2 separate regions of the Homo sapiens genome follow, and region 2 is linked to region 1. A link is a loop called in an ENCODE intact Hi-C map of the cell type or tissue named here. Cell type or tissue: PC-9. All regions are shown on one strand. Links, peaks and the distances in the headings refer to the core of each region. The heading gives the core; the rest is flanking DNA. Region 1 overlaps SEC22A (SEC22 homolog A, vesicle trafficking protein). Region 2 overlaps SLC49A4 (solute carrier family 49 member 4).

Region 1 (12,317 bases), core at 3,661-8,660:
TGCTCTGAGTTTAGAGATGGTAATAAGTTTTTTGTGAATTGATACCTTATGAAGGCATAAGCTTTTTTCACATTGGCTTATATTACATGTATTTCTTTAAGGCTCAACCTTGAAACAATTACATTAATTAGGCTAATACCAACCTGGAAGTAATTTGCATATGGCACATTAGAAAAAAAATGGAATCTTTTGATATCTCAGTAGAAATGCTGACCTGGAAGTTAAGATACCTGGGTCCCATCTGCCAGTAACTTTGTGACCCTGCATGGGTTATTTTACCTTCTTGTATCTCATCTTGCAATTCTGCAAGATGAAGATTTTAGACTACATAAGCCCAGGGGCCATTTCTTAGGTCTTAGGACAGACAATCTAAGATTTCTCGGATTCTAAAATTGTTTGTAAAAGCTTCTACAAAGCAGAAGTCATCAACTTGCTTTTATTTCTTATCTTCTTTCCCATAGACTTGTTGATGCCTTTTAAAGAAATTATGTCCCTGCTGGCCAGGCACGGTGGCTCACGCTTGTAATCCCAGCACTTTGGGAGGCCAAGGCAGGTGGATCACGAGGTCAGGAGTTCAAGACCAGCCTGGCCAATGTGGTGAAACCCCATCTCTACTAAAAATACAAAAATTAACTGAGCGCGGTGGCAGGTGCCTATAATCCCAGTTACTCCGCAGGCTGAGGCAGGAGAATTGCTTGAACCTGGGAGGCGGAGGTTGTAGTGAGCCGAAGATTGTGCCATTGCACTCTAGCCTGGGCGACAGAGCAAGACTCCATCTCAAAAAAAAAAAAAAAAAGAAAGAAAGAAATTATGTCCCTGCTAATACTTAACAGAACTTTTTCATTTATTTAGTGACATATCTATGCTAAGGTGTGGTGCTTACTTTCTTTCAAAAGAAATAAAAGCATTTTTTCTGATTATATGCTAATTCATTGTTAAAGAATTAGGAGATCCTACAAGACAGTGCCATAAAATAGAAGATAATAAAGATTAAATAACATTAAAAAGTGGAGAAAGAAAATAAAAAAGTTATAAATAAATAAAATAAAAATAACAAAAAAGAGTTGGGGGAAATGTATAAAGAATAAAATAAAAATTATCACCAAATTTTCATACATGTACATGTATCCATTATGTCCTTTTTTCACTTAATATTAAAAAGTAAATATTCCCTAATTATTATAAACATTTTAATAGTATCCTCCTAATACATTGTGTGGCTATTATATGAGGCTTTTGTTTACCTTCATCCTCATCTTTTTTTTTCTTAAAGAGACAGGGTCTCGCTGTGTTGGCCAGGTTGGTCTTAAACTCCTGGCCTCAAGTAATTCTCCCACCTTGGCCTCCCAAAGTGCTAAGATCATAGCATGAGCCACTGCCCCTGACCCATCCTCATCTTTAAAAGAAAATGTCCTTTATTTGTTTTCAGAGCAATACATTGGTACTCTAGTATCCCCTAAAGGTGAATAGTGACATTCATAAAAATGTGTATTGGAACTCCTTACCTCTGCCCTCTTCTTCCTCTCCTCTGCCTTCCTTCCTGTCTCTGTTTCCCCACCTCTGTCCACTCCCACTTTTGTCCTTGTTCCTAACCTCTGCCCACCTTCCAACCTCTGGCTATTCCTTCACCTACATTTCATCTGCTGGTTCCCTACTGGCTCGTTTCCCTCAGCCCTGCTGTTCTTTAAAAAACAAACAATAACAAAACCAAAAAAGCCTCTTTACGTATGCTCTCTTCTAATTTTTTGAGAGAGTAGACTACATTTGTTGTCTTGCTCCTTTACCCTCTATTTCTTTTCTTTTCTTTTTTTTTATTATACTTCAAGTTCTAGGGTACATGTGCACAACGTGCAGGTTTGTTACATATGTATACATGTGCCATGTTGGTGTGCTGCACCCATTAACTCGTCATTTACATTAGGTATATCTCCTAATGCTATCCCTCCCCCCTCACCCCACCCCACAACAGACCCCAGTGTATGATATTCCCCTTCCTGTGTCCAAGTGTTCTCATTGTTCAGTTCCCACCTATGAGTCTTAGTCTACTATGATCTCTTTTCTGCTCCTGTAATTCTCTCAGATATCCACCATTAAGCTCACCAGTATCCTTTCAATTGCCAAATACAGCAGAAACTCTTTAGAGTCTTATCTTATGTACCCTCTCTGCCTCATCTGTCATTATGTTCTTCCTTTTAAACATTTCCTTGTTTAATTTCAAAAAATGAATTTTATTTCAGGAAACATAGACACAAGTCACTGTTAATAGTTTAATGTATTTACATTTTTCTTCATGACAAATCTCTCATCCGTTCATTTTTATGAAACTGTTTTCTCCCGTTTTGTTTTGTTTTGTTTTGTTTCTCTCTTTCTCTTCCTATTCCTCAGTTTATTTGATACACTTTCTTCCTCCACCTGTCCTTTACATAGTGGCATTCTCCAGTATTCTGTCCTTGGCTTTATATTCTTCCAACTCCATGCCCTCTTCTTGGTTACTTTCATAATGGCCTTTTTGAAAAAATACACATACATTTATACATACACACACACATACACACACACACAGTAAAATATGCACATAAAAATTTCAAAGCCTATAAGAGTTGATATTTTCACAGAAAAGTAATTGCCTCCCAACTTTCTTCCTCAGAGTCATCCTTCTAGGGAGATTATGTGCCTATGCTAGTATATAGGTATTTATATATTTACTTATGCAATTATTCTTTTAAAATTTTTATGAAAATGATAGCATACTCAATACTAATTTGCATCTTTTTAAGTCTAAAAATATGTAGGAGTTTATTTCACATCAGTACACGGAGATCTATTCTTTTTAGTGGCCGCATGACTTTTTATTAAATATTTGCGTTTTCCTTTTGCTGCACCACATAACATCTTATTTTGAAAGAATTCAAACTTATAGAAAAGTTTAAAGAACAGCAGAATTAACATCCACCCCATATACCTACCTACCATTTTACTTTCTTCTTTCTTTTTTTTTTTTTACTGAGTCATTTCAAAGTTAATACTGTAGGTATCATCTCAGTTTATTCCAAAATTGAATTCAATATGTATGTCTTAAGAGCTAAGATATTCTTTTACGTAATCATAATACCTTAATCACACCAAAGAATTTAACATTAGTATAGTATTACCTAATAGAAAATCTGTATTCAAATTTCCATAGTTGCCCCCAGAATGTTCTATATAGTGTTTTGTTCCTCTCTCTAATCTAGGAGCTAATCAAGAATTGAGATTTTTACTTGGTTGTCATAGGCCTTTCATTTAACTACTATTAAAATAGAAGACTGCCAAGTTAGATCTCTGGATCAAACTCTTTCCTGAAGCAGACTGAAATATCTGCTAAGTATAATTATTTGGATGTCCCACTAGCAGCTCTAGAATAGCATGTCCCACAGTGAGCTCAGTATTTTCTGCTCTTGAATTACTTTTCTTCCATATGCCCAACTTAGTGCATGGTGTCATTCAAACGTTGCCTAAACAAGAAGCCTCTGAGTCAATCTTAATCTCCTCCCTCTTTGACACTGTACGCACTACTTCCTTTGCCTTTGATTCTCTTCCTACCTTGCCTACCTGGTTCAGCCTTTAAGACCCAGTTTAAGCTTTACTCCATCTAGGAAGTCTTCCCTGGCCTTTCTTTTTTCTCTATGCAGAATTAGATGTGTCTCCATTGGGCTCCCTTAGTATCCTCTACACACACCTGTGCCATCAGTTATCACTTTGGGTGGTAATTATTGACTTACGTATCTGCCTTAATTAGAGTGACCTCCTTAAGTTGGTGTGGACTTAACTCTTCTTTTTCTTTCCTTTTTTTTTTTTTTTTTTTGAGGTGGATTCTCGCTCTGTCACCCAGGCTGGAGTGCAGTGGCGCAGTCTCGGCTCACTGCAAGCTCCACCTCCCAGGTTCACACCATTCTCCTGCCTCAGCCTCCCGAGTATCTGGGACTACAGGTGCCCGCCACCACGCCCGGCTAATTTTTTGTATTTTTAGTAGAGACATGGTTTCACTGTGTTAGCCAGGATGGTCTCGATATCCTGACCTCGTGATCTGCCCACCTCGGCCTCCCAAAGTGCTGGGATTACAGGCATGAGCCACCGCCCTGGCTGGACTTAACTCTTTTCTGTACTAGGGATAGTAACAAAGTACCTGGTTTGTAAATGCTTGATAAATATTTATTAAATGGAATAATATGCTAGTAGACAGTCTTCTCTGTATCAATTAAAGATTTTTTAAGTGACACAGACAGTAACCCCAGGGAGACAGGAGTTAGTGAATGTTTCTGAGTACTTACTATGTACCAGTTACTTTTCTTTGTATTTGCAAATGTTATTTCACTTAATCTCTACAACTTTTATTTTTCAAAAGAGGAAATTAAATAAGTGTCCCAGATTATAAGTAAATATTTGAACCCAAGTCTGACTGACTCTAGAAATATGCTCCTAAGTGTTTTAAAGGCATTTAAGGCCAGGCACGGTGGCTCACGCCTGTAATCCCAGCACTTTCGGAGGCTGAGGCAGGCAGATCACTTGAAGTCAGGAGTTCAAAATCAGCCTGGCCAACCTGGTGAAACTCCACTCTCTACTAAAAAGTACAAAAATTGGCCAGGCATGGTGATGGGTGCCTGTAATCCCAGCTACTTGGGAGGCTGAGGCAGGAGAATCGCTTGAACCTGGGAAGCAGAGGTTGCAGTGAGCCGAGATCGCGCCACTGCATTCCAGGCTGGGTGATAGAACGAGACTCAATCTCGAAAGAAAGAGGCCGGGTGCAGTGGCTCACGCCTGTAATCCCAGCACTTTGGGAGGCCGAGGCGGGCAGATCACAAGGTCAGGAGATCGAGACCATCCTGGCTAACGCAGTGAAACCCCATCTCTACTAAAAATACAGAAAAAAGTAGCCAGGCATGGTGGCACGCACCTGTAGTCCCAACTATTCTGAAGGCTGAGGCAGGAGAATCGCTTGAACCTGGGAGGTGGAGGTTGCAGTGAGCCAAGATTGTGCCACTGCACTCCAGCCTGGGTGACAGAGCAAGACTCCATCTCATTGAAAAAAAAAAAAAGGAAGGAAGGAAAAGAGAGAAAAGAAGGAGTGATTAAGAGAGTTAGTCTAAATTTAGAGAAAACTATAGTATCCAATTGTAGGACAATAAATTATGGTATATCCCCACAATTAAAGGTTATATAATCATTACAAATCGTGTGGTTGAGGAATATTTACTGTCTTGGGAAAGTGTTTGTGTAGTACTGTGAAGTACTAAAAAGTAGTATATAAAAGTATCAATCTATTTTTTAAAATGTGTCTACATATACAGAAAAGACTGGAAGGAAATACATGAAAGGGTTGGCAGTAATTTTCCCAGAGTTGTGGCATTTATAGGTTATATTAATTTCTTCTTTGTATAATCTGTATTTTCCAGATTCTCTACAATGAACATGAACTTTTATAATCAGAAAAAAAAAGGTCATTTAAAAAGTAAAGGACTAAAGAAAAAATAATCAAGCAGAACTTATTTAAGGTTTTAGAATTATTAAACTGGAAAGGTTTGGTGTTGGCCTTCCTTGCCTCTGGGGTGCAACTGGCCTGAGCATCCCAGGCAGATGAGTGGTTCCTATTTTAAGATCTTCTCACTAGGATAAGCCAGCTTTCCTCTGCCTTACAATCAGTTGCCCAATAACCAGTGCAAAAGGAATTTTTCCTTTATACTATTTTATGAAGAAATGATAATGAGATACTCTTCTGTGTCTTGTGGAAATTATCATTGTATAAAGAGGTTTTTTTTTTCTCTCTAATATAAGAAAAGGGCCAAATTAATGTTCCTGCCTGGAAGAAAAAAAAATGTAATGCTCCTGCCCGAACTTTATCTTTTACTGTATAAAAACATTGAAAGAAGTCGATAATGTAGATATTTAAGAAGAACCAAAAAGGCATAGGAAAGCATGGGTTGTTACATGTCTCCATTAGTTTTCTTTTCAGAGACATTCTATGCATGAGGTATCTCTGTTTTTCCTCTGGGTGGCTGTTTTTCTAGCATAGCATGCAAGACTGATTAGTCTTAATTTTTCACGTTGGGATTTAGCACACTCTAGTGGACAGTAGCTTTTCAGTTTTCACAGTTTTTAAAAAAATCATATCAAATTACTTTATTGGACAATTCAGTGATATACTTACTAGCAGTAAAGTTTGTCAGTATTTGAATCAAGTAATGACCCTAGTGAGCTGGAGTAACTTTGTCAGCCACTGGGGTGTTGTACATTTTTACATGATTTTTTTAGCAGTAGGAGGAGAGGCTTTTATCGTTATGTCAGAACTTTTCCCCAGTGGTTTTCCTCTTTTGAGTGGAATGAAATTGATGGGGGTGGCCAAAATGAAGAGGAACACTTGTACCTCTACCTCACACTCTTTAGGTCTTAGAATGTGCTTTATGTTTTCATTTTAGGACTCTTGAGAATTTCTATATACCAGTGTGTGACAATTTTGACTGTTTGTAAATATTGTTACATCCTATCTTGATGGATTGTTTCTGGAAATGGGCTCCCACCGGAAACAAAAATAATCTTTTATTTTGCTTTTGCAGAGTGATGGTGATGATTTTAATTACATCATTGCATTTTTCCTTGGAACAGCAGCCTGCCTTTACCAGGTAGGTTTTCTTCCATTTTAAAGAAACACTTACCATTATTGTTTACTTCGGGTATCAGTTCTAACAATTGTGCATTTTAAATAAATTATTAAAACTCTGAGTTCTTTGCTTCTCTTTTAATTTGAGCCTCTTTTAACTTTGTGACCTATGTCTCCATTTTGAGTAGACATACATCCCAGTGAACCTGATGTTAACCTTCTTCCTGTGCTGAGGCTTCAGTGGTGGTATGTCATCTGCCTATGGTAGTAAAGACTACTTCTAGGCTGGGTGTGGTGGCTCATGCCTGTAATCCCAGCACTTTAGGAGGCCGAGGTGGGCAGATCACTTGAGGTCAGGAGTTCAAGGCCAGCTGGCCAACACGGTGAAACCTTGTCTGTACTAAAAATACAAAAATTAGCCGGGCATGGTGATGTGTGCCTGTAGTCCCAGCTACTTGGGAGGCTGAGACAGGAGAATTGCTTGAACCCAGGAGGCAGAGGTTGCAGTGAGCCAAGATCGCGCCACTGCACTCCGGCCTGGGCAACAGAGCGAGACTACATCTCAAAAAAAAAAAAAAAAAAAAAAAAAAAAAAAAAAAAAACTACTAGATTTTCTGGTGGTTGATTATTCAGCTTCCAGGTTCTACTTATACTCTAGGCTGAGGATTTTGTATTGGAGGGAAGTTTTTGAATAGAGAACAGCACAGTAAAAACAGGATTTTAGGATTCAATTTAGCAGTAATGAATAGAATGGACTGTAAGAGCAGAGAGACTGGAAGCAAGGAAATTGGTTTGGAATTATTACTACAGGTAGAAGGTAATGAAAGCCAACATATGGTAATGGCAGTGAGGATAGAAAAAAATAGACATTGAGAAGGAAGACTCACTGGGACTTGAAGACTGTGAAACTTAAGGAGGGAAGAGATTTTGCACCTTGGTGACATGGAGACTGATAGTCACATTTCCAAGGCCAGAGGAGGCACACATTTGTAGGAAAGGAAGTTACCAGTTACCCAAATGCAAGAATGTCTTTGTTAAAACGTGTTACAGCAAGCAAGGCTTTTTGACCTAACTTTTTTGTAAGTGACACATTTTTCTAGCTTGAATTAGAAAAAATGTTAAGAGTCAGAACTGCAAATATAAGACTACCTAAAGTTCAGTGGACGTCTTTAGGGACGTATTTTGAATATATGTATTTGACTTTTATGTAAAGACATTAGACATTTTAGTTCCAGTGGCCTCATTTTTTAAAATCACTTGATTTTCTTTTTCTTTTTTTTTTTTTTTTGACGGAGTCTCGCTCTGTCGCCCAGGCTGGAGTGCAGTTGTGCGATCTCGGCTCACTGCAAGCTCCGCCTCCCAGGTTCACGGCATTCTCCTGCCTCAGCCTCCCGAGTAGCTGGGAATACAGGCTCCTGCCACCATGCCTAGCTAATTTTTTGTATTTTTAGTAGAGATGACGTTTCACCATGTTAGCCAGGATGGTCTTGATCTCCTGACCTTGTGATCCGCCCACCTCGGCCTCCCAAAGTGCTGGGATTACAGGCGTGAGCCACCGCGCCTGACCAAAAAAATTGCTTGATTTTCTTAACCATTTATATTATCTTCAGAAATTTTCTGTCAAATCTGACAGATTTAATGGTGATGAGTGACACTTCATGCAGGAAATGTGAAAACATATTTGTTAATGTCACATAGTGCTTTAATTTTATGAAATATTCTTGTATATATTTTCTATTTTAATTTCTATCCTGTCACAAAAGGGATAATATCTCATTTTTTAAAGTGAGAAAACGGAGACAGTTTCAGTACTGTCCTGAGATCACATAATCAGAAAGTGGTAGAGTCAGTACTTAACTCTGGGTGTCTGATTTTCAGTATTGTGTTCTGTCTACTATATCATGCTGTCTGTAGGCAAAATTCCTAATTTGTGTAATTTTTATAATGTAATAAAGTTATAATTTTATAACTATACACATGATCTCATTTGATTTTTATCTAAAACTGTGAGGTATTTAATATAATTTTATGAATAATCATTCTTATAAAATACAAGTTTTGGTTGCTTTGTCTTAAGTAATTGTAAATGCTTAGTAATAATGGCAGAATGTATTGAGCTCTTATTTTGTGTTAAGCCTTTTATAGTCATTGTACCATTAAATCCTCACAAAAAGGAGGATATACCATTATATCGTCCTCACTGAGGTATAGACAGTTCTTATAGCTTGTTAGTGACTTAAACCCAGATCTTTGTGACTTCAGAGCAGGTGACTACCAGGCTATAGATAGGCATACCTCTGTTACACTTCCCAGAACAGCCTCGAGTAGTTCTGAGAGTTGCTTCGTGGTAGAGTGGTGTCACTCAGGTGTTCTTTTACTTGAGAGAAGTAAACAAATTCATGCTTTAAAAAAGAAAAGCAGAAAACTAATTTCCTTCATATTGAAAGGCATGAAACTGCCTGCTTTCTAAATATGATGAGCAGGGTGATAATAATGCTGTTTTTTTCCCCCACAGTAAAACTTAAGTAATTATGTTTTACCATATAACATGCTCTGTCTCCAGTTGTCAGGATATTTTTAAATCCTCTTTAGATCAGATCTGAAAAGCCATTACCACATGGTTTGTCATCTTTTTCTTCAGGATGCAGGTGCTTATGGAAGCCCAGAGCTCAGCCTGATAGGATTAATCTTGATATGGAACATTTCAAATAGGAAAGCAAAGGATCAGTGAAGAAACTAGAGACTTCCTGTTCCCTCAATGTTTTACTTTGAAAACTTGAAACTTACAGAAAAGTTGAAAAACCAGTATACTTAGAGTCATCAATTGTTAACATCTTGCAACACCTTCTTTATCTCACTCTCTATGTATGTGCATATAGCGTGTATAAACACACCATCCCCGACTTGGAACTTTTTTTACTTTCTAATGATGCAAAAGTGATATGCACTCAGTAGAAACTATGTTTCAGGTACTCACATGACCATTCTGGTTTTCAGCACACTATTCAATAAATTACATGAGATAATGAATATATTTGAATAAAATAGGCTTTGTATTAGATGATTTTGCCCAGCTGTAGGCCAAAGTTCTGAGCATGTTTAAGGTAGGCTAGGCTAAGCTATGATGTTTGGTAAGTTAATTGTATTAAATACATTTTTAACTTAGGATATTTTCAACTTATAATGAGTATATCAGGATGTGACCCTATCGTAAGCCAAGGAGCTTCTGTAGTTGTTTTTAAAGTAAGTTTTAGACATATGTGTATGGGTAAAGTTTTTCTAATTAAACTTTTTATTTTGGGATAATTGTAGATTTACGTGGAGTTGCAAGAGAGATCTTACGTACCCTTTACTGGTTTCCCCCAATGTTACCATCTTGCAAAACTATATAAAACGGTATCACAACCAGAGTATTGATACTGATACAGTCAAGATACAGAACATTCCTGTCACCACAGGGATCCCTCATGTTGCCTTTTTATAGCCATATCCACTTCCTTAATCTAACCGCTCCTTAATCTCTGGCAATTACTAACGCATTCTCCATTTCTATAATTTTCTCATTTTAAGGACATTATGTAAATGGAATTATATAGTATATAACTGGCATAGTTCAGAATGCTATAAGAAAATACCATAGATTGGGTGGCTTAAACAACAGACATTTCTTTCTCACAGTTCTGGAATCTGGAAGTCCAGATGCTGGCACATCATGTTCTTGCTGAGGGCCCTTTTCCTGGCTTGCAGAAGGCTGCCTTCTCAGTATATCCTCACACAGAGAAAGTGCTGAGATCTCTTCCTCCTCCTACATAGTCATTGATTCCATTATGGGGGCTCCGCCCTCATGACTTTATCTAAACCTAATTACCTCCCAAAGGCCCCAGCTCCTAATACCATCACATTAGGGATTAAGGGCTTCAACATTTGAAGTAATCTTTTGTGATAGGCATTTTTTTGTTGTTTTTTTGGGACGGAGTCTTGCTCTGTCACCCAGGCTGGAGTGCAGTGGCGCGATCTTGGCTCACTGCAATCTCCACTTCCCAGTTCAAGCAATTCTCCTGCCTCAGCCTCCTGAGTAGCTGGGATTACAGGTGCGCCACCATGCCTGGCTAATTTTTGTATTTTTAGTAGAGATGGGGTTTCACCATGTTGGTCAGGCAACTTCTGACCTCGTGATCCGCCCACCTCAGCCTCCCAAAGTGCTGGGATTACAGGCATAAGCCAGATAGGCATTTTTTTAGTCAGCATAATTCTCTGGAGATTCAGCCAAGTTGTTGCATAATCAATTATTTGTTGCTTTTTATTGCTGAGTAGTATTCTATGATATGTATTCAATGTACTATTAAATGATTTGTTCCTTTTTTTTTTTTAAAGACAAGGTATTGCTCTGTCACCCAGGCTGGAGTGCAGTGATGCCATCACAGCCTCACCGCAGCTTTGAACTGGGCTCAAACCTCCTGAGTAGCTAGGACTATAGATGTGTGCTGCCACACCCAGCTAATTTTCTGATTTATTTTTGTAGAGACGGGGTCTTGCTATGTTTGTTGCCCAGGCTGGTCTTGGACTCCTGGCCTTAAGCAATCCTCCCACCTCAGCCCCCACAAAGCTCTAGGGTTACAGGTGTGAGCCACAACATCCAGCTTCATTTACTTATTGAAGGATATATGAGTTGTTTTAAAATGTTGGCTGTTATAAAGCTGCTATAAACAATTATGTGCAGGTTTTTGTGCAGACATAAGTCTTCAGTTCTTTGGGATAAATGCCTAGGAGTACAATTGCCAGATCATGTGGTAGTTTTATTAAGAAACTGAAAAACTTTTCCAGAGTAGCTGTACCATTTTACATTCCCTCCAGCAATGTGTGAATGATCTAGTTTCTCTGCATCCTCACCAGCATTTGATATTGTCACTATTTTTTATTTTAGCCACTCTTTTAAGTGTGTGGTGATAGCTCATTGTGGTTTTAACTTGCGTTGTTTAACATCATTAGCTAATGATGCTAAACATTGTTTCATGTATTTGTCATGTGTATATTCAGTGAAATGTCTACATCTTTTGATTTTTTTTTTTTTTTTTAATTTGTGACGAGTCTTGCTCTGTCACCCAGGCTGAAGTGCAGTGTCATGATCTCGGCTCACTGCAACCTCCACCTCCCGGGTTTAAGTGATTCTTCCGCCTTAGCCACCCGAGTAGCTAGGATTACAGGTACCCACCATCATGCCTAGCTAATTTTGTTTGTTTGTTTGTTTTTGTATTTTTTTGTAGAGATGGGGTTTCACCATGTTGACCAGGCTGGTCATGAACTCCTGATCTCAGGTGATCCACCCACCTCAGCCTCCCAAAGCTCTGGGATTATAAGCGTGAGCCACCGAGCCCGGCCTTGCTTATTTTCTAATTGGATTCTTTGTTTTTTCACTGTTTTTCTTAAAGAGTTTTTTATACAATTGACCCTTTATATTTGTGGGTTCTGCATCCATGGATTAAACCAACCATGGATTGAAAATATTTGGAAACATATTGCATCCATACTGAACATGTACAGACTTTTATTTCTTTTCATTCCGTAAAGAATATAGTATAACAGCATTAACATTGTGTTAGGTATTATAAGTAATCTAGAGATTAAAGTATACAAGAGGATGTGCATAAGTTAAATGCAAATATTGTGCCATTTTATATCAGAG
Region 2 (12,317 bases), core at 2,744-7,743, 400 kb before region 1:
AAGAAGTCCTTCCAAGTATCTTTCTTGGTACAAACTCTGAGAGAGATAGAGACCCTGAATCATATCAGTTATTAAATAAAGTAGAATTTAAAATTACATGAAAGCAATTTTTTAAATTTTTAAATTAAGTATTGGGTAGAATTGTATTAACTAGGGCAAATGTCATGAACAAAGCAAGTAGAAAAGTACTAAATGTTCTGAAAGTACCAGCATCAGTACAGCCAGATATGCAGTGGTCCTTAACCTAGAGCATGACCCCACTCACCTAGAGGATAGAAGGAAGTGTTTGTGGGAGCCTAGTGGGCGTTGGATTATAGATACCAGATGTGCTGCAATGAGAGGAGTGGTCCTACAGAACAGAGAATTCTCTTGCCTCAAATGCCAATAGTGTGAAAAACTATAGAGCGATAATTTAAGCTTCAGGATGTTATCCTTCTCCTGAGAGCCTTCATGTTTGCTTCTGGCAGCAAACACCAATAGAGCAAAAGACTCATATAAAGTTACTGTATCGCTTAGAATAGGCTATGCTCCTGGGAGAAGTAGACCTCCAAAATTCTGAGACTTAAGAAAAATTTATTTGTCATTCACATTGCAATCTGGGACAGCGTGTGTAATCTAGGACAGTTGTCCAGTTTGGACAGCTCTTTTCCTCACACTGATTTAAGAGACCGAGGCTGCTTCCACTTGTATTCTCTTCTGTCCCCTAGGACCTTGTCATTATATGCATGGGTGCAGCTGGGCAGCTACGTCCAGATTGCAGCTGGCAGGAAGGGAGAGAAAGCATGGAGGAGGCATACACCTTCTTCCAAGTTCTAACCTGGAGGTGGCACACTTCACTTATGCTCACTTCCATTAATGAGAACTGACACATGGTCACCTGTTCCAGCTAGGAACTGGGACATGTCATCTAGCTAAGTACCCAGGTAGAAGAAGAAATCGTTTGGTGGACAGCTGGCAATCCCTGTCACAAGTGTAATGAAAAATATGACTCAAAGGCTGGGCGCGGTGGCTCACGCCTGTAATCCCAGCACTTTGGGAGGCCGAGGCGGGCGGATCACGAGGTCAGGAGATCAAGACCATCCTGGCTAACACGGTGAAACCCAGTCTCTACTAAAAAAATACAAAAAATTAGCCGGGCGTGGTGGCGGGCGCCTGTAGTCCCAGCTACTCAGGAGGCTGAGGCAGGAGAATGGTGTAAACCCGGGAGGCGGAGCTTACAGTGAGCCGAGATCGTGCCACTGCACTCCAGCCTGGGCGACAGAGCAAGACTCTGTCTCAAAACAAAAAAAAAAAAGAAAGAAAAAGAAAAATATGACTCGAAAAACAACAAAAGGTAGAAGCTAGTTTGCACAATGCTCAAGTGCCAGGTCAAGTTTGGACTTTGTCCTGTAACCACAAGGAAAACCAGTAACTATTTCCGAGCAGGGACACGGAATGCTTAGGATAATTATTCTGGCAACAGTGAGCAAAATAGATTGCGAAGACCATTTAAGAAGCTCTGACAGGGGTCAAGAAGTAAGAAGATAATAAAAGCAAGCATGGTGGTCATGGGAAGGAGAAAGAGGAACCAGTATTATTAGAGACATGAAATTTCATTCATAACAACTAACATGCATTGAGCACTTTACATTTATTAACTTATTTAACCCTCAGAAAAACTTTATTATCCCCATTCCACTAATGCAGGAACTGAGACCTAGAGTATGAGTTGGGACAGAAGCCAAGTCATAATAAGAGTTAAAGATACAGGAGTGATGAGGAATGTAGGCAGCATTCGTAGATTGCTGTGAAAAAATGTGGCCACACAAGCAGGAAAGAGACAAGATAGATGGAGACGCCTCATCAGTTAGTAATAATAAGAACAGCTAATGTTTATTGAGCACTTCCTATGTCTTGGCCACTGATCTGGGTACTGTATACAAATTATCTCATTTAATCCATTTTACAGGTAAAAAGGCATAATTTGCTCAGAGTCACACAGTTAGTAAATGACAGGGCTGGAAATGTTTTCTCAAGAGGGGAACAAGCTATACTTTTGAAACCCAGCTCAACTTCTTTTTCTCTGTCTACTCTCTTGCTCAGCCCCACATTTCTCCCTGCCTTCCACCTCCTGATACATTTTTAGTTGTTGCCCCATGTTTTAGCATCTCATTATTACCTAGCAGTTTCCTATGTTGGTTATATTTAAACTTTTTCAGGCTGTGACTATCTTCCATCCTTTTCTTATTTTAAGAGTTCCTAGTCCAATATTAGGCATGTAGTACATACTTGAAAATATTTGTTTGATGACGTTGATTATTTTGTTTTCAATATTCCAATAAACAGTTAATCAAGGACATATTTTAGATGTTTGTATACATTAGTTACACATGAATTCTTTTATTTCATCCATTTAGCTACTAACATATTGATTATAGAGGACTTTTTTTCATTCCTTTTATATTGCAGTATGATTGTCTTGTATTAAATGTGTCTGCTTCTTTCTTAACAGGTAGATGCTGGCTGGATTGGATTTTGGTCCATAGTTGGAGGCTGTGTTGTTGGAATAGCTATGGCAAGGTGAGAATATTTTGTTAAACTTGTGAGTGGACAGAGCAGGGGGAAAAAGCCTAAAGATAAATAGGCTCCCCTAAATAAACATTACAATTCAGGGAAAAGTAAAACAAGCAAAGGTCAGAAAGGGGTACTTGTTCAGAGTACAAGAAAATTCATATGCGTTATATAGAATTGCTGCTAACAGGCCGGGAATGGTGGCTCACGCCTATAATCCTGGCACTTTGGGAGGCTGAGGCAGGCGGATTACCTGAGGTCAGGAGTTCAAGACCAGCCTGGCCAACACGGCAAAACCCTGTCTCTACTAAAAACACAAAATTACCTGGGTGTGGTGATGAGCGCCTGTAGTCCCAGCTACCAGGGAGGCTGAGGCAGGAGAATTGCTTGAACCCCGGGAGGCAGAGGTTGCAGTGAGCCATGATTACGCCACTGCTCTCCAGCCTGGGCAATAGAGTGAGACTCCATCTCAAAAAAAAAAAAAAAAAGAATTTGCTGCTATAAGAAAGTTTCTCTGGAGTATCCCTTCCTCAAGTGTTTTTTTCTGGAGACTGGAAATGTATTTCCAGTGTAGTTAAGGTGCCTCTTTCCATATTATTGGAGAACAACATCTACAAATGGAGACCAAAAAAGGTAATATAATAATAAAGACAAATTAATAGCTGTGGAGACTAAAAGGGTTGAGAAGAAATCATTTGTAAAAGTGTCAATAGAACTTTCCATGAACAGGCAGTGTCCTGATTAGCAGACATTATTTATTTATGGTCTTTTTTGGCTGGTATTTTCCTATGGTTATCCCTTTTTGATGCAAAATGTCTGTGAAGACTTTCAGTTTCATCACACTCTCTTTGATCATAACCTATTACAACAACACATTGTTAGAATGAGTCAGAAGTAGGAAAAAGGTCCCATTCGTTCTAAAAAAAAAAAAAAAAAAAAAGGAAAAGAATTAAAATGTTACTCTCTTAGGCAACTGCCTATAAAACTATTCTTGGTATTTCCAAAGAGATAATATTCATTCACTTCCCAAATCATTTTACTCTGCTCAAAAACAAAATTAGGCAATCAACTTTACCATGAAGAGGAGAATCTAATTATATATTTGGGAAGATCAAATATAAGATCCACATATCACCTCAATATCTAAATACTTGAATATAATTGATACAGGATAATGTTATACCTAGACTTTATGGTTCACATAGTGTTTCAGGGATATTGAAAGAATAAATTGACACTGTAATTTCTAAATCACTTTATTTGAAGTGTTAGGAAAATATAAGAAAACTAAAAGCTAAAGAAGCAGAAGGGGAATATAGTATTTGTAGGAAATCACTGATACTAAAAATACATTGACCTGTCTTATTTTGACAAGAATCATACCTCATTTTTCTAGTTAAATCTCCAAGCCAATTATAGTGAGTCATTGATCACATCCTATTCTGAGCACCAAATTGGTCAAAGGGGGAACAATTATGTATCAAAAATGATGTCTCAAATGCTCCTTTGTCATTATTTTCCTTCTATACCCCTTAATTTTAACTAGATATAGATATAATTAAAGGGAAAATTTAGAATGAGGACTTTTCTGCTTTTAATTTGTTGAAATGGAAGTTCTAAAAAAATACTACCCTTACTCTGGGATCTGAAGTCAATTTCAGTTATCTCCTAGCCCTAAAATCAATTTTAAAATTACTTTCCTGACACCATTTTTTGGGATTCCCTAGGACAGTGCTACCTTGTAGACATACATGAGTGCTTTGGGTGATATTTTTGTAATTAAAGACCACTATTAAAGATACTTCTTCGTCCTAATAATACACTTCAATGGTATCAGCCTATTCGAAAGGACTGGATCTCCAAAAATAGCAGACTACAGTTGTCGGTTTATTCTTGTATGATCAGTTTCTGTGAAACTTTCTTGCAATTCAACTCTGATTTGTACTAAAAGCCTGTTTTATTCTCTTATACCTTGTCATCTCTGTATCTGACAAATAAGTTTATGCAGCATACCAAAATGTAAATCTGAAAACTGTTAGGTAAGCGTGGGATTAAAACAGTCTTTTGGATTTTCTTGAGGAATATTTTGTAAAGCTGTGGAAACTTTTTCAGCATACCTAAGAATTTTCTGCTTGAGGACAAATTTAAGTCACTGGGCAAAAGTGCATTCATTTTTCCCACCAAAAGATGGCATCAGCTCTCATAGGAAGTCATTTTATTCTAGAAAACACAAACATGATTAACCATATCATGTCAAATAAGTACAAAACAGAAGATAGTATTCAAAGTTTTAAGAAGGACAGTCACATAATTACAATAGAAATGTAAATCAACTTTAGAAAATTAAAAGTGAAGAGAATATAGTAAATGTTGTATTTGAGATGGGATCAGCTATTCTATAAGAGGAACAGTTCTGAAGGACAGAATAAATTGTGCAGCCAGAGGATTGTGCCCGTACAATCAACAGTTAATCCACAGGTGAGGAAAAGCAGCTGGCAAGTGGAAAATTTTTTTGGCATAGCTAATGATAAGCGTCTCTACCAGATGCCCTTTAGTTTCATGAAAACTCAAACATGAAAACTTAAAATGCTATAAAAGTCCCAAGTTTAGAAGAATAATATTCACTATTCCAGATGCCGTGTATGTTTTGTTCTCAAGAAGTTTACAATCTGGTAGGGAAGACAAAAATAAATGCAAAAACAAGAGTTTCCAATAGAGAAAGTGCTATGAAGAAATAAAATAGAAAGTGGAGGTGGGATGGGGAAAGACTTCTTCACTGAGCCCAGAGGGCCTTGTTGAACTGAGACCTGAATGACCTGAGGGGTAAACAGGAGTAAGACGTGAAGATCCGGGTGGTACCAGCATTCCAGGCAGACGGAACAAGTACGGAAGCTACATATTGCTGTGGTAAGCAACCATGGCATGTATGAGAAACAGAAACATGGCCATCCAACTGGAGAACAGTAGAAGAAGAGAGAGCAGGGCCAGGCAGCAGGTCACATAGGACCTCAGAGGCTCTGGTGTAGGCATCTGTGTTTGTTCTCTAAGTGAGTTTGAATTTTGAGAGAGATCTTTGCAAGTTCATGTCAACAAGTTAGCCTGATTTTCAAAACTAAGATAATACATGTTCATTATAGAATGTTTGGAAAGTATAGAAAAATATGAAGAAAATGACAGTGACACTTAAAAACTCAGAATCAACTGGGCATGGTGGCTCATGCCTGTAATACCAGCACTTGGAGAGGCTGAGGTGGGAGGATCCTTGAGCCCAGGAGTTCAAGACCAGTCTGGGCAACATAGAGAAACCCTGTACACACACAAAAAAATAATAATTAGCCCAGCTACTCAGCAGGTTGAGGTGGAAGGATTGCTTGAGCCTGGGAGGTGAGGCTGCAGTGAGCCGTGATCACATCACTACACTCCAGCCAGGCAATGGTGAGATCCTGTCTCTAAAAAAAAGTAAACACTCAGAATATATCCTATAAATTATAGATCCTGAACAAAGATGCCGTTTTTTGTGTTTTATAAGAGAAAAAAAATTATCACAAAGTAACATCATACAAGAAAATTTGTTTTAAAAAAACACTGAAAACTGTCTTTTAAAAGAATATATGGAAAATTCCTCAAGTAGTTGTTAGTGAAAGTGTGTCATTTGCTTAAATAGTATTTTTAAATCCCACTAGAATTAATAGAGCATTTTTGTTTTTAGGTTTGCAGATTTTATCAGGGGTATGCTGAAACTAATTCTTCTCCTCCTGTTTTCGGGAGCTACACTGTCATCCACGTGGTTCACCCTGACCTGTTTGAACAGCATCACACACCTACCTTTAACCACAGGTGAGCATAGGCTATTTTTGAACTTTTAATAAATATTTTCATTCACAGAAGTGTACATAACTCTGACAGTAGGACTTCTTCTTGCTTTCTGTAAGTAATTGTTAAATATACAAAAAAGTTTCTCTTGTCCAGTCATCAAACCATCATCTTATCTAAAGAGTCCAAAAAATAACTAAAAATATTTTAATTGGTATTTTTCACATGGAAAAGAAGTATAATCTTTAGCCTTAACACATAGAGCATGGAAATGCTTATATTTGTTTAAAATTTCTATCAGAGCATAATACAAAGATTTTTATCTTGGTTATAGTCATTATATCACTGTTAAATAATAATAATAATTAACAAGGCAAAAAACTATGGTATACTTCAGTAAAGTTATTTGAACCAGCCCCTATAGGTTTATTTTACATTTAGTGTTATTCCATCATTAATACAAAGCAAAACTTACTGGAAATACCTGTTGAAAGTATATTACAGCCAGCTTACTTAGCTTATCTAATGGACCTGAAACATTTTTAGTTGCTGTTGTTTTTCTTGTCATTATTAATATCATCAATTCAGAGTCTATTTTCTATTGCTGCTGTAAAAGTTATGCAAATTTAGCAACTTAAAACAACAGAAATTTATTATCTTACATTTCTGTAGAGTAGAAGTTCAATACAGGTCTCACTGGGCTAAAATCAAAATGTGAACAGACTCTAGGGAAGAATCTTTTTCCTTGCCTTTTCCAACTTCTAGAGGTCACCCACATTCCTTGTTTATGGCTCTGTCCTCTGCCTTCAGAGCCAGCAACCTTGGGTCAAGTCCTTTTCACGTTGCATTATCTGTGCCTTTCTTCCATCGTTACATCTGCTTCTGAACCCTTCCCTTCTGCCTTCTTCTTTCTTCCTCTTCCACTTTTAAGGATGCTTATGATTACATTGGACCCACCAAGATAATTTGGAAAAGTCTGTCAATTTTAAGGCCAGCTGATTAGCAACCTTAGTCCCATTTCAACCTTAATCCCCTTTGTCTTGTGAAATAACATATTCACAAATTCCAGAGATTGTCATGAATATCTTTAGGGGAGGGAGGGCATTACTCTGCCTACCATGGGATCTTTTTAAAATTACTATGACAGATTATTATTGGCTTATAAACCAGAGACTCTGTTATTACTCCTTCCTTTCTTCCAGCAAAATATTAAGATGCATATTTTATATTATTTGCAAGTAATATTCAGCCACCTTTTGCATTATATATTTAATTATAGGATTATTTGGTAGATTGTAAGATTGTAACAGTCATTTATAACAAGCATTTGTGTGAGTAGAAATAAATAAGAGTCTGAAAGTGACTCCATGGGGACCTATTGCCCAGTGGCATGTATGTTCCATGGGAATCTTTGAGAAGGCAGGTGTTTTTGGTCTACATTATATGTAAGGAATATCCCACTTTGGATCTCTATACTCTGTAATAAAAGAACCAGCAGTTTACACATCAGAGGCATCAAATCTTTCAAGGACAGCCATTTATTTGGGATTTCCTACCACTTTTACAGTGATAATAGGGCAAGGGGATAAGATTGCCCTATACTCAAAATTAGCAACCTCTGCACCAAGCCAGCCACCCTGGAGTGCCTCAGTAAGCTCACAAGGGCAGCACAGGGATCTGCAACATCTGTCAGATACTGGTTGAACCTCTAGTTCAGAGAAGTTCCCAGTTTCAGCATTAGATTCTGCTGCATTCTTTTCGATGACATCGTATCTTTGCAAAGTAATTTTTTTGGTGGTTGCTGTGATAAAAAGGAAGTACCACACAAGTACCACACAAAAATTAGTGTGGAACACAAAATGAGGGTGGGGGTGTCCAGTCTGATTCCAAAACTTTTAAAAGTCTTGCAGTGCGCATCAGTGCACACATCTCATCAATAAGTAATTGTGGTTCTTTAAGGATGAAATAAAAATATATTTCTTTCAGCTTATGAGTATTATTTTTTTAATGGCTACTAAATTGTTAGGATATATCATACATGTTATTAAATAGTTTGAACCAAAGATGTGATTAATGGGATTGTTAGCTGTTTCTCTTGGCCTTGGAACACTGAAAAAATTACTGAGACGCTAGGAGTGCTAAGAACAAAGAAGGCCTGGAAATCCCTGTTCTACACCATCCTGCCAACAGTCCCTCTTCTCTGTACACATGCTTTGCCTGGAAAACCCAGTTGTCCAAAGTAATAATTAGATACAGAGTAAAATACTGTGCACTGTTGTACACAACTGGCATCCTACATTGGAGTTTTGAACAATTTTGGCAAGTATTCTGAGCCAGAGCCAGAATTTTTTTAAAATTTTATTCTGGTATAACTTCATAATTTAGCAGTTGTACAACATTCTGGTGGAACAGTCTTAGTTTACAACTCTTCTTATTCATGGCATTACATTCAGATTTTTTGTGTGTGATACTGTATGTCAAGTTAGCATCTGTGGGATTTTACAAGAACATAGTCATGAGTACATAAAGAACAGATTTCTTTCCCTTGAATTAAGTGTAGAATTTTTATTATAAGATAGTACATTCCATTAAATTTTATGTATTTTCAATTTAATGTGATAACAGCTTTATCTCTGGGTAGAATATTAAGAATGAATTTAATTTTTTAATCTCTTTTTTTTGGTCTGGATTTGTATGAGCATGTTTTAATTTTATAATCGGAAAAATGCATTTGAAAATTATTCATCTTTTAAATCTTAAAATTGATGTGATTGACCCTAGTCAAGACCATATTTTACCAGTCTGGTATTGAAAACAATTATGTTGGACAGAAAGGAAAGCAGAATTCTAATTAAGGCCAGAATTGAAAGATAGAATTGATGTGGCCACCTTAACAACCACAGAATTTATAAGTTCTACTGTTGTTTTCAATTGCAAGTAAGTTTTTGAATGTCACTTAGATACTCTTGAAAGATGTATTTTTACCTTACAAGCACACTGGGTTACGGACTAGATTTGTCCACATTCCTTCTCTGAATTATAGCAGGTTTTTGTCTCTCTCCCCTAATACTACTTAATAGTTACTTAGGTATATATGTCTTATCTTCCCTACCAGTCTGAAAATCTGGAGCATGGTTTTGTGCCAACTCCCACTGTGGAACCTAGCACAGGCCCTGAAGAAGGAGTGAATGAATGAATGAAGTATATGTTATCTCCATTTGAGCCACAGTAAATGTTACTTGTTGCCAGTGGTAGTCAGCAATTGTGGTCACTCTTATTCAGCACTTGCTGTAGGAAGGTAGAAGGGCATGTTTTAAATGGAACACGAGAATTTGAATAAATATGTCACAGATACCCTTACAAGCCTTGTAAAAATCTGACCTAATTCCTTTTAAGTAAAAGAGGTTTCATGAAAGGAAACTTACTACAAAATCTAATTATAGACAAATCTATACCTTTAGGCTGGTATTTAAAGTCTGTAATGGTAAATTCATGTTTCTTTTTTACTGGTCATTCCTATTTTAATCAGGAAAATATCTAGTCTTTTTCCTCTTTCCTAGCAAACTTAGAATTTCTTTTACTGCTTTTTATATATCAGAAGAATCTACCTGAAACGTATTTGTAAATATATGTATTAAACTGTTTAATAAATGGAAAGCTAGTTAATTTTGTTCAACCCATGTGTTATAAGTGCTACTGCTGTCTCATTAAAACTTTGTCTTTTTTTTTTGAGACAGTCTCACTCTGTCACCCAGACTGGAGTGCAGTGGTGCAATTTCAGCTCACTGCAACTTCCATTTCCCAGGTTCAAGTGATTCTCATGCCTCAGCCTCCCAAGTAGCTGGGATTACAGGAGTGAGTCACCACGCCCAACCTCATTAAAACTAAAATTTTCTATGGCAATCTTTCTGTAGTTCACTGGTTGTGATATTATTGTTACCATCTCTACAGAATAAAAACTGGGTCATTCCAGTCTATCCCAGAGCATACTGTTTTGATACATTTACTTGCTTACATATATCCTCTTGGATGCTTTTCCTTAGGGAAACTCAGAATATTTAAAATTGCATTATGTCTTTATTTAAATTGAAGTACTTAGAATAGGGCGAATAAATAACCTCATGACCAGATAACACGAGTTTCAAAATCTTGAAGTTTATGCAATAAACAAAATTTTGAAAATACATTATTCACCTTATCTGAGAACTAGATGTCTAGCAGCCCTGTTAGCCACAACTCACCAAGTCATTTTGTACTGAACAGATGAATGCTTTGAAAATGGCATTTTGAAAAATGTTAGCACTTTGTTGAGTTTACTGAAACAGTATAATTTGACTGTTTGACAGAAGTTGCCTTGGGAGAGATTATTTATCTAATTTCATCTAAACTTACTAGAATGCTATGACAGTGATATCAGAAACATGCTGGATGGGGGAGTAAGGAAGGACAACTAGCTAGACAGAAGCCCCCAGGGAGTGATAGCTGACCACAAGGTGACTTCAAGTGTTATTTAAAGAAAGGAAACATACCCAGTTGTATTGAAAGGCATGCAACAGCTGGGTCAGTGGGTTATGCCTGTAATACCAGCACTTTGGGAGGCCAAGGCAATAGGATCACTTGAGGCCAGGAGTTTGAGATCAGCCTGAGCAACATAGTGGGGCCATGTCCCTACAAAAAATAAAAAAATTACCAGATATCATGGCATGTTTCTGTAATCCCAGCTATTCAGGGGGCTGAGGTGGGAGGATCACTGGAGCCTGGAAGTTCGAGGCTGTAGTGAGCCATGACCACTGCACTCCAACGTGGATGACAGAGTGAGATCCTGTCTCTTAAAAAAAGAAAAATAAAAGGGCATTCAACATGTATAGGCTAGAGAGTAATCCTCTTACTATATTTTCATGTCTTTTGCCTCTGTTCTTAACTACTGTTTTCAATTTTATGGACTAAAAGTGACAAAGTCTCATGCTCATGACAGACAGCTCAAGGAAGAAAAAGTAGAATATGGATTAAAAGAAGAGAATGGATTTGTGAAAAATCTTAATGTAAGAATCATTAAATGCTGAGGCAGATCATATAATGTTTATCCATGGAGATTTTCAAGAAGAGAAATAAGTCTTGCAGCAGATTCTGTGTTTCTTACAGTTAGAGGGCTTGACTAGGTATCAGTGAGCGTTCCATGATTTAATAGTACCTTACAGCAAAATATGCCTCATCCTCTTTTGGAACCACAGTTGCATATACTGCGTATTTTAATCAGAAGTAGGTTATGAAGGCCACAGCAGTCACTTTTTTTTTAGGAAGAAATGTGATGCTGAGAGAAGAGGTACAGCTCAGTGATATAGAAATGTATATATCTGTGTGTGTACACACATACATGTGTATTCTATGTATTCAGCACACTCAAAACCTATGAAAAAACTATATAGTTAGCAAACACTGTGAATGTTTCTTCTGGCTGCTTGTTGTTTCTCTTTATATGTGCCTTCATTTGCAAAAGGTGTATTTTCACTTGTTCAAGTTTAATTGGATTGTGAAATATTTGTAATAAAGGTGTAATCTAATAATTCCCAGTTAACTTTCCTAACTTTATCATGAAATAAAAGTTCAGTCAGTATGCACAATAATAAAAGTTTGTCCAGTAAAGTGTGTTAATGTTATAAGCCTACACTTCAGGGACATTTCTTGATTCTACTCCTTAAGATATAATTCTTGATTCTACTCCTTAAGATAATTATTATCTACTCCTTAAGATAATAAAAATCTGTTGTGTTATTTTATAATGCTACTTATTTCTTCATAAAACTGTAAACAAATCTATTATTCTTTTCCACCAAGAAGCACCTACAAGTTTTTTGTTTATTTGTTTTTCTTCTGAAACAGTCTCACTCTGTTGTCCAAGCTGGAGTACACTGGTGCGACCTTGGCTCACAGCACCCTCAACCTCCCAGGCTAAA

What was found. A loop is a pair of places that touch in the nucleus more often than their neighbours do. Peaks named below come from ENCODE experiments on the same cell type or tissue, not always from the same donor. Only the 100,000 strongest peaks of a DNase experiment are listed, where the experiment ranks them.
Region 2: a loop joins it to region 1, with 7 times the contacts of the local background. A loop is called at or near these places in 17 of 110 quality-filtered maps.

Annotation. Positions count from the first base shown.
Region 1 is chr3:123,252,934-123,265,250 of GRCh38, forward strand. SEC22A (SEC22 homolog A, vesicle trafficking protein) reads left to right here. Exons shown (of 7, transcript NM_012430.5): 6 at 6,591-6,656. Among named protein-coding and RNA genes, the nearest start is that of SEC22A, 57 kb to the left of the region's middle. In PC-9, for the core only: CTCF peaks have their summits at 6,094 and 6,308; a DNase peak (open chromatin) is centred at 6,068.
Region 2 is chr3:122,853,816-122,866,132 of GRCh38, forward strand. SLC49A4 (solute carrier family 49 member 4) reads left to right here. Exons shown (of 9, transcript NM_032839.3): 6 at 2,492-2,559; 7 at 6,260-6,387. Among named protein-coding and RNA genes, the nearest start is that of LINC02035, 27 kb to the right of the region's middle. In PC-9, for the core only: CTCF peaks have their summits at 4,779 (motif pointing right) and 4,979; a DNase peak (open chromatin) is centred at 3,446; H3K27ac peaks cover 1,788 bases.